2 separate regions of the Homo sapiens genome follow, and region 2 is linked to region 1. Evidence: read pairs that join two places in POLR2A ChIA-PET (ENCODE). Cell type or tissue: OCI-LY7. All regions are shown on one strand.

Region 1 (2,500 bases):
GGGATACAATAAAGGTATTTACACGTTTTTAATGTCATGAAATAAGCTTATAATAAATGTTAAGCAAAAAAGAATGATATAAAATCATTATGGTATAAGCTCAAGTAAATGGGTGATAAGAATTATGAAAAATAAGGCCGGGCATGGTGGTTGATGCCTGTAATCCTGGCACTCCGGCAGGCCGAGGCAGGCAGATGATGTGAGCTCAGGAGTTCGAGACTAGCCTGGGCAACATGGCAAAACCCTGTCTGTACTAAAAATACAAAAATTAGCTGGACGTGGTGGTGTGCACCTGTAGTCCCAGCTACTATGAAGGCTGAGACAGAAGAACTGCTTAAGCCTGATAGAGGCTGCAGTGAGCTGAGATCGTGCCACTGTACTCCAGCTTGGGCGACGGAGCGAGAGACCTTGTCTCCAAAAAAAAAAAAAAAAAAGAATTATGAAAAATACCTTCAGCATCATTATATTTTTCATACTTTCCAATGATTTTTATCGTGGATAGGTTTCAGAATCATAAAAGATAAAGTTGTTGTTGTTTTAAAAAAAACCAGCATTTACTGATGTTTAGATTATAAGCACAGGGATCCTCCTATCTCCCCAGCTCCTAAAATCCCACAAGACAGAAAACAACTGGTCTGTTCCTATGGCAACAAATCTTTTTTTCCTTAAATGTATGAGAAGTCTAATGAAACTGGGACCTATTTTTACTCTGCCCGTAATATGGACCCTTGATCTGAGCCACTTGTGTCAGGCTACTTCTGTCGAGACTAGGCTCAGAACAAGTTAGAATGCTCAGGGAGCCAAGCCGGAGTCTTCCTGATTCCAATGTTTCATTTAATGAAGCTTCCTTTCTCTTTCATATAATCTGGGAATGTTAATACTGTAGTCACACTACAGGAAAGACCTTTCCTCAAGTTTCTCCTCCATCTGTAACGGTTCCTCTAACCGAACTCTTCATGCCTACTTTCAGAGAGACAAAGTCAATCCCTGTTCCAAACAGCTAATCTTTCAGTAAAAATGATTTCAACATAGCAGAAGAGCCTGAATCTCTTAATTCATTCTTTCTCAAATCAGCTGTCACACTCAAATTGGTTTCCGTCAGCTCTGCTGTTTTCAGCTATTTTGAACAAAAGCATCATGGTAAGAACAGGGAGTTTCCTTCCTGTTTCTCTTCTCAGGGTTTGTGTCAGTTATAAGGAGTGATAAAGTGTCAACAACAACAAAAAGACACCAATGCCCCCTTCTCTACAAGCTTTACACTACAGCATATGATGTCACCAGTTCACACAGAAAATTCTGTAAGAAATTATTTTTGAAGGCACAGAACAAAAACAACCACCTAAACAATATCAAGACAAAACTTCCTTAACTCAAAACTAGAAACACTAGAGAACTCATTTCTAAATCCACACATTTGGGGACTTCCAGTTAGACAAGAAAAGAGGAAGTTAAAGAACAAAATGTACTGTGTGCGCACTTCAGACCACTGAGGTGAAATAACATTGTAGGATTAACATGTAAACCCACATCTAAAGATGTAAGCTCTGTGGTAGAGGCCTGGGGATTTATGGTATTCCGTCACCAGCAACTGCTGCAAAAGACAGCATGGCTATTTGAAGAAAAGGAAAAGAAAAGGTGCTCTATTTGCTCAAATCACCATGCTAGGACACACTTATCAGCTACAGCTGAGAGTAGGTCTCTCTCCCTCTCGCATTTGCTTCACTGTTTCAATACATCATAAAATGAGAGCATTACACATTTGATTTGTGGGTGAGGGGAAATGACATGAGGCCTGAGGAACCCAGTTCTCATTGTTTCAGATTAAGAAATTTCTTTTTGGAAGCTTTGACCTGAAATGTTTTTTTTAAAAAAGTATTTTCCAAGTAAGCTTATGAAATCCAGAACTTAAATAAACTGTATTCTATATGTATTTAAAAGCAAACCAGAATTCCTATAGGAAATCTATGAACTGAGGGGAAAAGAGGGCTATGGTCAACAAAATTTGTCAGAGAATCACTTAACATTAATTGAAAATGAAAAAAAGCAACAATAATAAAATTCTACTACTACCGAGTGACATGCTACAAAGGTGGGATTCCAGGGCAAGCTTCAGCCACACATGAGGGAGGATGGGGGATAAGGGGAAGAGCTGGACAAACTGAAGACGACCACCAGAGCAACCTTACGCTGACGGATGGCCACAGCTGAGGCAGATCTGGCTCATCTCTGGGGCTTTCCACTGGGGAGAGACCTGCAGTTCAGCCATCAGTGGACCGGCATTCACAAAGCCTGTGGGGAAACACAGGATCCAGAAGAGTGGGGTAGGGAAGGAGAAAGTGTGGGAAACGGAATAGTCAAACACAGCAGTGAAATATTATATTTATTAAATATGAAGCTTCAAAAATGCATAGATGGACCTCTTAAGTTGAAATGGACCAGCTGAAAAGAACTGGTACTCTGGGAAGCAGTCTGATATGCTTTTTCAAATCCCAAATTACAT
Region 2 (2,500 bases), 550 kb after region 1:
TTGTCTCTGTCTTACAACTGAGGAAACTGAGTAGAGCAGTTAGGTGACTTTCCCAAGGGCAAGCTGGGATTTGAAAATAGGTGGGTGGCTCCAGAGTCTGTTCTGGCTCATTATTTTGCCACAGCTCATAGCACCTGTTATTTATCTCTTGTTCCCACTGGAAAGTAAATTCTGCCAGGATCTGAGTACTATTTTAAGATGATTGTGGAACATATAGTGGGCACCCAATGTATATCGAGGCTAATTTCTGCAAGACACACCTCCCTGTCTAAACGTAGACATGGCTTCTCTGTGTTGAGTGCTTCTGTGTGTCAGGCATTATATCAAGCACATGCATACGTTATAATGATTCCTTAAAACAAACGGACAAGATAATCTGTTATCACCATTTTATAAACACAGCTTAATGAACAGTGGTTGGCACAGAGTAAACATGCAAATATTTGCCGAGTAGCAGAGATAAAGCTTGGTGAGGGCAGCGATGTTTGTCTGTTGTTCACTGCTTTATCCCTGGCATCTACAAGGGCCTGCTGCTTAAAAGCACTTATTTGTGTTTTTGTTTTTTTACTTGAAGTCAGCCTTTTATTTTTATCCAGATTTATTGAGATATAATCGACAGATAAAATTATATATATTTAAACTATATAAAGTGATTTTATATATGTGTATATATGTATGTGTGTATCTATCTATCTATCTATCTATCTATCTGTCTATCCATCTATCTATCTATACCACCATCAAGTTAGTTAACACATCCCATAAACATTTGTTGAGCTAGGATTTGAAGCCAGTTTGGGCTGACTCCAAACTCATACTCTAACCACAACCCTCTACTTCTGCAAGGGCATTTCTTTAGGGTTTTTGAATGTACAAATTTAGGGTTTTTGAATGTACAAATTATTTATATCCCATCTACTTCTAAGAAAGAATCAAAGGAAGAAAAGGTTAAAAAAAAAAAAAAGAAAAGACTGAAGAACTAACTCTTGTACAAAGATGTTTATGGCAAGAATCATGGTTGCAAATGAAACAACTCTAACTTAAGTAAAAAGGTGGATTTATGATTGGGTTAATGAGGTGTCTCATCAAATTCAAGGGCAGGAAAGTATCTAGGCTCCAGCCACAACTTGTACTACCCAATCTGAGGCTTTAGAGACTTTCTCTTTTCTCTGCAAATCAGCTCACTCCTCTCTCACTGTAAACAGGCTTTCTCTACATGGCAGGAGACAGGGCTGCTAGTAGCACCTGTGTTTCACCTCTTATGGCCTTGACAACTGGGGACAGATTGTGCGGATGTTTTCTCTGGTTCTAAGTTCAAAAGCCCTAGGACACCCCGTACCCATTAGAATGGCTGCTATAAAACAAAACAAAACAAATTAACCCAGAAGATAACAAGTGTTGGCAAGAATGTGAAAAAATTGGAACCCTTTGCACTGTTGGTGAGAATGTAAAATAGTACAGCTGCTGTGGAAAATAGTATGGCAGTTCCTCAGAAAATTAAAAAGGGAACCGCCATATGATCCAGCAGTCCCCCCTCTGGGGATATATCCCAAAGACCTGAAAGCAGGGTCTCAGGGAGATACACCCTTGTTCTGCATAGCAGCGTTCTTTACAATAGCCAAGGGGTAGAAGCAGCCCAGTTGTCCATCAAGAGTGAATCTAGGCCGGGTGTGGTGGTGCACACCTGTAATCCCAGCACTTTGGGAGGCTGAGGCGGGTGGATCACCTGGGGTCAGGAGTTCGAGACCAGTCTGGCCAACATAGTGAAACCCTGTCTCTACTAGAAATACAAAAATCAGCTGGGTGTGGCGCAGGCCTGTAATCCCAGCTACTTGGGAGGCTGAGGCAGGAGAATCACTCGAACCCAGGAGGTGGAGGTTGCAATGAACCGAGATCACGCCACTGTGCTCCAGCCTGGGCGACAGAGTGAGACTACATCTCAAAAAAAAAAAAAAAAAAAAAAGTGAATCTAAGGGCTGCACATGGTGGCTTGTGCCTGTTATCCCAGCACTTTGGGAGGCCAAGGCAGGAGGATCGCTTGAGCCCAGGAGTTCAAGACCAGCCTGGGCAACACAGTAAGAGCCCATCTCTACAAAAAATAAACAGATTAGCTGGGTGTGATGGTGTGTGCCTGTAGTCCCAACTACTTAAGAGGCTGAGGTGGGAGGATCACTTAAGCCCAAGAGGTCAAGGCTGCAGTGAGCTGTGATTGTGTCACCGCACTCCAGATCCTGGGTGACAGAATGAGGCAGACCCTATCTCAAAAATAAATAAGAGTGAGTGGATAAACAAAATGTAAGTACATATGATGGAATATTCACCCTTAGCAAGGAAGGAAGTTCTGACGCATGCTACAACTTTGAGGACATTATGCTGCATGAAAGCCAGTCAGGCCGGGCGCAGTGGCTCATGCCACATTGGGAGGCTGAGGTGGGAGGATTGCTTGAGCCTGGAGTTTTGAGACCAGCCTGGGCAACAGAATGAGACCCACCTCTACAAA

What was found. Peaks named below come from ENCODE experiments on the same cell type or tissue, not always from the same donor. Only the 100,000 strongest peaks of a DNase experiment are listed, where the experiment ranks them.
Region 2: POLR2A ChIA-PET joins it to region 1 with 5 read pairs; 3 of 35 experiments call an interaction of 5 or more read pairs at or near these places.

The regions. Positions count from the first base shown.
Region 1 is chr1:40,384,788-40,387,287 of GRCh38, reverse strand. All of the region lies in intron 1 of SMAP2 (small ArfGAP2), which reads right to left. Among named protein-coding and RNA genes, the nearest start is that of SMAP2, 12 kb to the right of the region's middle. RefSeq lists an enhancer at 1,274-1,543. In OCI-LY7, no CTCF peak of the experiment used is centred here; DNase peaks (open chromatin) are centred at 347, 1,147 and 1,517; H3K4me3 peaks cover 2,500 bases; H3K27ac peaks cover 2,500 bases.
Region 2 is chr1:39,834,060-39,836,559 of GRCh38, reverse strand. All of the region lies in intron 3 of LOC105378667 (a long non-coding RNA gene), which reads right to left. Among named protein-coding and RNA genes, the nearest start is that of LINC02811, 18 kb to the right of the region's middle. In OCI-LY7, no CTCF peak of the experiment used is centred here; no DNase peak of the experiment used is centred here.